Regions from separate parts of the Homo sapiens genome. Here region 2 is linked to region 1. Evidence: read pairs that join two places in POLR2A ChIA-PET (ENCODE). Cell type or tissue: OCI-LY7. All regions are shown on one strand.

Evidence for each region. ChIA-PET counts read pairs that join two places held together with the same protein. Peaks named below come from ENCODE experiments on the same cell type or tissue, not always from the same donor. Only the 100,000 strongest peaks of a DNase experiment are listed, where the experiment ranks them.
Region 2: POLR2A ChIA-PET joins it to region 1 with 18 read pairs; 1 of 35 experiments calls an interaction of 5 or more read pairs at or near these places.

Annotation. Positions count from the first base shown.
Region 1 is chr13:40,701,291-40,705,290 of GRCh38, reverse strand. No RefSeq gene overlaps it. Among named protein-coding and RNA genes, the nearest start is that of MIR320D1, 25 kb to the left of the region's middle. In OCI-LY7, no CTCF peak of the experiment used is centred here; no DNase peak of the experiment used is centred here; H3K27ac peaks cover 385 bases.
Region 2 is chr13:40,492,910-40,496,909 of GRCh38, reverse strand. No RefSeq gene overlaps it. Among named protein-coding and RNA genes, the nearest start is that of LINC00598, 14 kb to the right of the region's middle. In OCI-LY7, no CTCF peak of the experiment used is centred here; a DNase peak (open chromatin) is centred at 2,241.

The sequences.
Region 1 (4,000 bases):
GATTGTGTTAGTCAGTTCTTGCCTTGCTATAAAGGAATACCTGACACTGTAATTTATGAAGAAAAGAGATTGGCCAGGCGCAGTGGCTCACGCCTGTAATCCCAGCACTTTGGGAGGCCAAGGCGGGTGGATCATTTGAGGTCAGAAGTTCGAGACCAGCCTGGCCAACATGGTGAAACCCCGTCTCTACTAAAAATACAAAAATTAGCAGGGTGTGGTGGTACACACCTGTAATCCCAGCTACTGGGGAGGCTGAGGCAGGAGAATTGCTTGAACCTGGGAGGTGGAGGCTGCAGTGAGCCAAGATCATACCACTGCACTCCAGCCTGGGCAACAGAGTGAGACTCCATCTCAAAAAAAAAAAAAAAAAAGAAAAGAGATTTATTTTGGCTCATGGTTCTGCAGGCTGTACAGGAAGTGTGATGCCAGCATATGCTTCTGATGAGGCCTCAAGAAGCTTCCAATCATGGTGAAAGGTGAAGGGGAGCCAGAGAGTCACATGGCAAGAGAGGGAGCAAGAGTCAGGGGAGGTCCCAGACTCCTTTAAACAACCAGATCTCCCATGAACTGAGCAAGAACTCACTCATCACCAAACAATGATCCAATTGCCTCCCATGATCCAATCGCCTCCCACCAGGCCCCACCTTCAACAATGGGAATTACATTTCAACATGAGATTTGGAGGGGACAAACATCCAAACCATATCATTCTGCCTCTGGCCCCCCAAATCTCATGTCCTCAATTTCAAAATACAATTATGGGCTGAGTGCAGTGGTACATGCCTGTGATCCTAGCACTTTGGGAGGCCGAGGCAGGTGGATCACCTGAGATCAAGAGTTCGAGACCAGCCTGGCCAAATGGTGAAACCTCATCTCTACTAAAAATACAAAAAAATTAGCTGGACGTGGTGGCGAGCATCTGTAATCCCAGCTACTTGGGAGGCTAAGGCAGGAGAATCGCTTGAACCTGGGAGACAGAGGTTGCGGTGAGCCGAGATTGCGTCATTGCACTCCAGCGTGGGCAATAGAGCAAAAACTCGTCTTGGCCGGGCACAGTGGCTCATGCCTGTAATCTCAGCACTTTGGGAGGCCGAGTTGGGCAGATCACCTGAGGTCAGGAGTTCGAGATCAGCCTGACCAACATGGCGAAACCCCATCTCTACTAAAAATACAAAAATTAGCTGGGCATGATGGTGGGTGCCTATAATCCCAACTACTTTGGAGGCTGAGGCAGGAGAATCGCTTGAACCTGGGAGGCGGAGGTTGCAGTCAGCCGAGATTGCACCATTGCACTCCAGCCTGGGCGACAGAGCAAAACTCCGTCTCCAAAAAAAAAAAAAAAAAAAAAAAAATCATGCCTTTGCACTAGTTCCTCAAAGCTTTAACTCCAGCATTAACTCGAAAGTCCCAAGTCCAAAGTCCAAAGTCTCGTTTGGAGATGAGTCCCTTTCACCCATGAACCTGTGAGATCAAAAACAAGTTATTTACTCCCAAGATAAAATGGTGGTACAGGCAACTGGGTAGACATTCTCATTCCAAAGGGGAGAAATTAGCCAAAAGCAGCAGGCAATAGGCCCCACACAAGTCTGAAATCCAGCAAAGCAGTCATTAAATCTAAAAGCTCCAAACTAAGCTCCTTTGACTCCATGTCTGCCATCCAGGGCACACAGGGCTCCAAGCGCCTTGGGCACCTCCTCCCTTTGGCTTTGCTGGATGTAGCCCACACGGCTGCTCTGATGGACTGGAATCCAGTGCCTGCGGCTTTTCTGGGCTCAGGATGCAAGCTGCTGCTGGTTCTACCATTCTTGGATCAAGAGGGCGGCAGTCCCCTTCTCACAGCTCTACTAGGTGATATAATCTAGTATTATCATTATTTTCTTGCTCAAGTTGTTCCAGGTTTGGCCATTGAGAGCTTTTTCGTGGTGGTTCCTGTGACCTTTTGACATGTCCCCATCTTTTTGGAGCACTTTCCTATTGTCTGGTGCCACAAGACAGTCCAGGCCCTTCTTTTTGTTTGTTTGTTTGTTTGTTTGTTCTGGAGACAGAGTCTCACTCTGTTACCCAGGCTGGAGTGCAATGGCGTGGTCTTGGCTCACTGCAACCTCCGCCTCCTGGGTTCAAGCAATTCTCCTGCCTCAGCCTCTCAAGTAGCTGGGACTACAGGCATGTGCCACCACACCCAGCTACTTTTTGTATTTTTAGTAGAAACAGGGTTTCACTTTGTTGGCCAGGCTGGTCTCAAACTCCTGACCTTGTGATCCTCCCACCGCAGCCTCCCAAAGTGTTGGAATTACAGGTGTGAGCCATCGTGTGTTGCCAGCTCCAGGCCCTTTTTGTCCCTACTCCAGTCCTGGAATGAATCACTTCTCTGGGAAAACTTGGATTTTTTTTTTTTTTTTTGAGATGGAGTCTTGCTCTGCTGCCCAGGCTGGAGTGCAGTGGTGTGATCTCAGCTCACTGCAACCTCTGCCTCCCAGGTTCAAGTGATTCTCCTGCCTCAGCCGCCTGGGTAGCTGGGATTACAGGTGCCCGACAACATGCCTGGCTAATTTTTATATTTTAATTAATTAATTTTTTTTTTTTGAGACAGAGTCTCACTCTGTTGCCCAGGCTGGAGTGCAATGACGCCATCTTGGCTCACTGCAACCTCTGCCTCCCTGCAGCCTCCACCTCCTGGGTTCAAGTGATTCTTCTGCCTCAGCCTCCCGAGTAATTGGGATTACATGCACCCACCACCATGCCCAGCTAATTTTTGTATTTTTAGTAGAGAAGGGGTTTTGCCATGTTGGTCAGGCTGATCTCGAACTCCTGACCTCTGCCCACCTCGGCCTCCCAAAGTGCTGGGATCAGAGACATGAGCCACCACGGCCCTCACAATTTTTGTATTTTTAGTAGAGATGAGGTTTGACTATATCAGTCAGGCTGGTCTCGAACTCCTGACCTCAAGTGATCCCCCTACCTCAGCCTCCCAAAGTGCCGGGATTACAGGTGTGAGCCACTGCACCTGGCCCCTTAGTTTTGTTTTTTGTTTTTTGTTTTTTTGTTTTTGAGATAGAGTCTCGCTCTGTCACCCAGCTGGAGTGCAGTGGTGCAATCTCGGCTCACTGCAACCTCCACCTCCCAGGTTCAAGCAATTCTCCTGTCTCAGCATCCTAGGTAGCTGGGACTGCAGGCACCCACCACCACACCTGGCTAATTTTTATATTTTTAGTAGGAGTGGGGTTTTGCCATATTGGCCAGGCTGGTCTCAAACTCCTGACCCCAGGTGATCCACCCACGTTGGCCTCCTAAAGTGCTGGGATTACAGGCATGAGCCACCGCGTCCAGCCTAGATTTTTTTGTTGTTGCTGGAGAATAACATTTAGAAACCAAGATATGGGTACTGGGTGAAAGCTTATTCTTTGATGATTATAAAGCTTATATATCAGAAGATTTACCAATATAGGATGATGCAGCATCTTCAGTAATAATCTGAAGCAAAACAGCCAATATATATGGTTAGCTTTAAGCATGGTTTAAAATGTTTTGTTTACTCCAAAAAATGCTTTAGGTACAAATGCCATTTATATCAAAGTGCTTTCCTTCCTAAAATGCTCCTTTATTTTTAAGCAGGAATATTAATTTTGTTTTATTTTCCATCTCACATTCTTCTATCCATAATGTCAAAATAATTACGTCTTATATTTTAAATAATAGAATTACAAAATGTTCAATCTCATTGATAATCAAAAATCTTGGCCGGGCACAGTGGTTCATGCCTATAATCCCAGCATTTTGGGAGGCCAAGGCCGGTGGACCACGAGGTCAGGAGATCGAGACCATCCTGGCTAACACGGTGAAACCCTGTCTCTACTAAAAATACAAAAAATTAGCTGGGCTTGGTGGCATGTACCTGTAGTCCCAGCTACTCAGGAAGCTGAGGCAGGAGAATCGCTTGAACCCAGGAGGCGGAGGTTGCAGTGAGCCAAGATCGCACCACTGCACTCCAGCCTGAGTGACA
Region 2 (4,000 bases), 210 kb after region 1:
GCTTCTGTAAAACAGGAATGATAGTCATACTTACGTTGCAGTCATATTTATTTTCCCAAACATCGTGGGGCCAAACAAAATGGTGCTCTTGCTGTAATTCCCAGTGCTTGGTGCGTAGTACAGTCCTCAGTGTCAAAGGAATGGCCGGTGAGCAACGTTGATAGGAGGAGTCGTTCAGGCGGCGTTGCCAGTAATCCAGGTGAAGAATGATTGGAAAATGTATTGTGGTGGAATGAGGAGGTTATTGCTGCCAGGACCTAGCTGAGCAGACTGATCCAACCCACACATATCCAATTCCTGAAATAGATCCTAGCAAGTCAGCTCAATCGAGAATGTTTTGAGTCATCCACTACAGATGAGATGCTGGCAGTGGGGACCCAGCATGTTGGCCATTTTCTGGAGAACCCTAATTTACGACTCTGTTAGTGGCTGAGTTAGAGAATTTATTTTGTGAGTTAAAGAATTTTAATTTATGTCATCATTAAGTACAGTCATGGCATAGAACAGGTGCTCAGAAGATATTTACTGAATGAAATATGTTATATAAGACACTTCAAGTGCTTTAGGGCCAGTAGAATTTATCTCATACCAAGAGTGAGATATTTAAAAAACAAAGATGATATGTCCCAGAAGTTAGCCAGATGAAAAAAAGGAATTCACTGAGACAGAATGAAGTATGTAACCCAGGAGCATTCTGAAGTCTCCCTGGGATCAGTGAGAGATAGGATGGGTAAAAGATAAGGCACAGAGAGTTCTCAATGGACTTGACCCTGCTTATCTATGCTCACAAAATGAGCTACCAGAAGGCAGAACACAAAGCACAGGTGCTCCCTAAGGAATTTCCATATTTATGTTTGAGTGGCTTTTGGTGCTATCTATCTATTATCCTGTTTATATTGGTTCCAGTTTTGCATTTCCTGAGTACACACCAGCTAATAATAAGGGGCCAGAGCCGGTTATATATTGGGGAAGCTGTCCTCCCTGGGATTAAAACTGTGGCCATGAATAATCCACAGAGAGGAGAGACTGAAAGCTCTACCCTGAGAGGAAGCGAGTCATTGTGGATATCTTTTGGATTCAGATAGTTTTCCCATCCTAGGTGAGACACCACCCTGGGGATTGGAAGTTCAAATGTCCACGGGGCAAGGCAGGTCAGATAAATGAGGAAACCGTCTGGGAAAAAAGCAAAAAAGAACGGTGCCTGTGTCCTCCAGTGGGTGGCTGGGTAAACAAACCACCGTGGACTATTACTGGCCAGTAAAAGCAACGCACTATTGATACCTGCAACAAGATGGATCAATCTACGGGGAATTACGATGAGTGAAAAAACCAACCCCAAAGGCCACATACTGCATGATTTCATTTCGATAACATTCTCCATTTGACAAAATTATAGAATTGAAGAAGAGATTAGTGTTTGCCTTTGCCTGGGGCTGAGGAGGAGCAGGATAAGGATGGGTGTGCCTATCCCGCGGGATCCTGCTGGTGACTAAACTGTCTGTGTCTTGACTGTCCTTGTCAATATCCTGGTTGTGATCTTGTATTAGAGTTCTGCAAGATGTTACAATTAGGGGGAGACTGGGTAAAAAGAACATGGGATCTCTCTGAATTATCTTGTACAATTGCATGTGAACCTACCATTATCTTAAAACAAAAATTCAATATGAAGAAGGAAGGGTGGGGACTGTGGTAAACTAGACAGCACATGACTCTTTTAAAGGGCAACTGTGTTTTTTTAGAAAACCAACATATAGTACAAACCCAAAATAACAAGCACCTCCCCGTCGACTAACCAATCAACCAACCAACAAAGAAATAAAAATATCTGTCTACCCACTTAAGCTCTCAAACTTTTTTTCTAGAGTAACCATTTTAGACGTAAATCCTTAAAAAATGTAGCACATATTCCTCCACCTTTTTAAATGTCATCTACTGAATGTAGCAAATCTTCTCAGCTGCTCATTGAATCAAGATTTCTTCATCTGCAAATCATTGATAACCTTGCTGGAAATGGCTTAACCACCAAGAGAAGGCTATTTGTATAATAAAAAGTTGGGATAGAGGATGAAGATGTTTAGGGCTGTTTGAACATTATTCTATGAAGCCCTGCTGCCGTGCTTTGTAAGTTTTAGAATTGATTTTAGGGTTTTTCTGTCTCCTCTTTTACTGCCAGGCTCATAGTAATGTTTTCTTGATACTGTCAGCATGCTTGCATGCAGCGAACTATCATTTCCTTCTCACTTACTGGGAGCTTGAAAGTGGATAACAAAACTCTCTCTCTCTCTCTCTCTCTCTCTGTGTGTGTGTGTGTGTGTAAGTAAGAGAGAGAGGAAGGGAGGGAGAGACAGAAGGAGGGAGATAGAGAGAGATTGAGTAAATAGGCATTGAGTGGGAATCGGAGGGACTGAATATTCACGCTTTTGTGTATAGTCTTTGTAACATCCCTTTTGACTACTCAAAGGCCTTATTGATTTCAAATAGTCAAGACTTCTGAGACACTGCATTTTGAGAAGGTAAAATGAAACTTAAAAGTGGAAATTGCATGTTGCTTATTTCAGACTGGCCAGAATAATACTTTTGAGAGGCAGCTTGTGAGAGGGTTAAAAACCTAGGCTCTGGAGCCAGACTGTCTGGGTTTAAATCCTGGCCCTACTTCATGCAAGCTGTGTGACTTCTTCAGGCAAGTTACCTAACCTCTCTGTGCCTCGGTTTCTTTACCTATAAACTAGAGTTGATGATAATAATACCTATCTCATAGTGTTGTTGGAATTAAATGAACTGATAGATGTAAAACATGTAGAAGGGAATCTAACACATAGGAAATGCTACATATGTTTGTAAATATGAAGCGGTAGATGTTGCCAGCCACTACTCTCCATCTTCCTGTAACTTTCTCTCCCAGCAGGTCTGGCAGATTTTTGACCATAGGTGAGGACACATGAAGCAGTTTTCTTTAGGTTCCTGGATTATTATCATTTGGCCGTATGGGAGACCCCAGCCTTCCTCTAGACCGTGTCTCCTTGGGACCCATGAATTTAGGATGTGGAAGGGAGAGTGGGAGATGCAGAAGGCTTCATGTGATTTTCCTGTGCCTGAACCTGCCATTCCTCTGTTCTCACGATGGCTCTGGATGCCCCTTCTATCCCTTCTGTCATCTGTCCCTCTAGGTGCAAGTTTTAGATTCCCTGGAGAGACCATCTGACTGGCCCAGCTTGGCCAGGCGTGGGCATCAGTTCGAGCCTGGGGAGTCTCAAGTGGTATAAGCAGTGTAAGGGGCTCACGATAGAAGGCATGGGGCAGGGATGAAGTCACTGTCCTGAGCTGGGCAGGTGCTCAGAAACGGCTCATTACATTCATGCATCAGACTAGATACTGCACTAGGGAGACCTGGGGCTGCAGTTAGCTGCTTACTAGCGGGGTGTCTTTAGGGAATCCATTTTACCACCTTATCCTTCAGTCTCCTCATTGGAAATGGGGAAGTTGGTGATACCTGTATTTCTTACCTCACCAGTCTAGGACCAGCTACATAGTTTGCCGGTTCCAGTACAAAATGAAAACATGGGACACTTTTTTCCAGCATGATTATTAAGACAGCAACAGCAGAGCATTAAACCAAGTGTGGGGTCCTTTTAAATGTAAAGTCCTAGGGAGGTTGCACACCCAAGAAGCTGCCCTGCACAAGATGGTGATAATGATCTCATGCAAAGCCATATAGCACAAGCATCATACATCTTCCGCTTGTGTGTTTCGTCATTTAATCTTAAAATGTTCTTTATTTTTATTTATTTACTTATTTTTGAGACGGAGTCTCTCGCTCTTTCACCCAGGCTGGAGTGCAGCGGCACGATCTCGGCTCACTGCAACCTCCGCCTCCCGGGTTCAAGCAATTCTCGTGCCTCAGCCTCTGGAGTAGCTGGGATTACAGGCGCTGCCACCATGCCTGGCTAATTTTTGTGTTTTTAGTAGAAGCGGGGTTTTGCCATGTTGGCCAGGCTGGTCT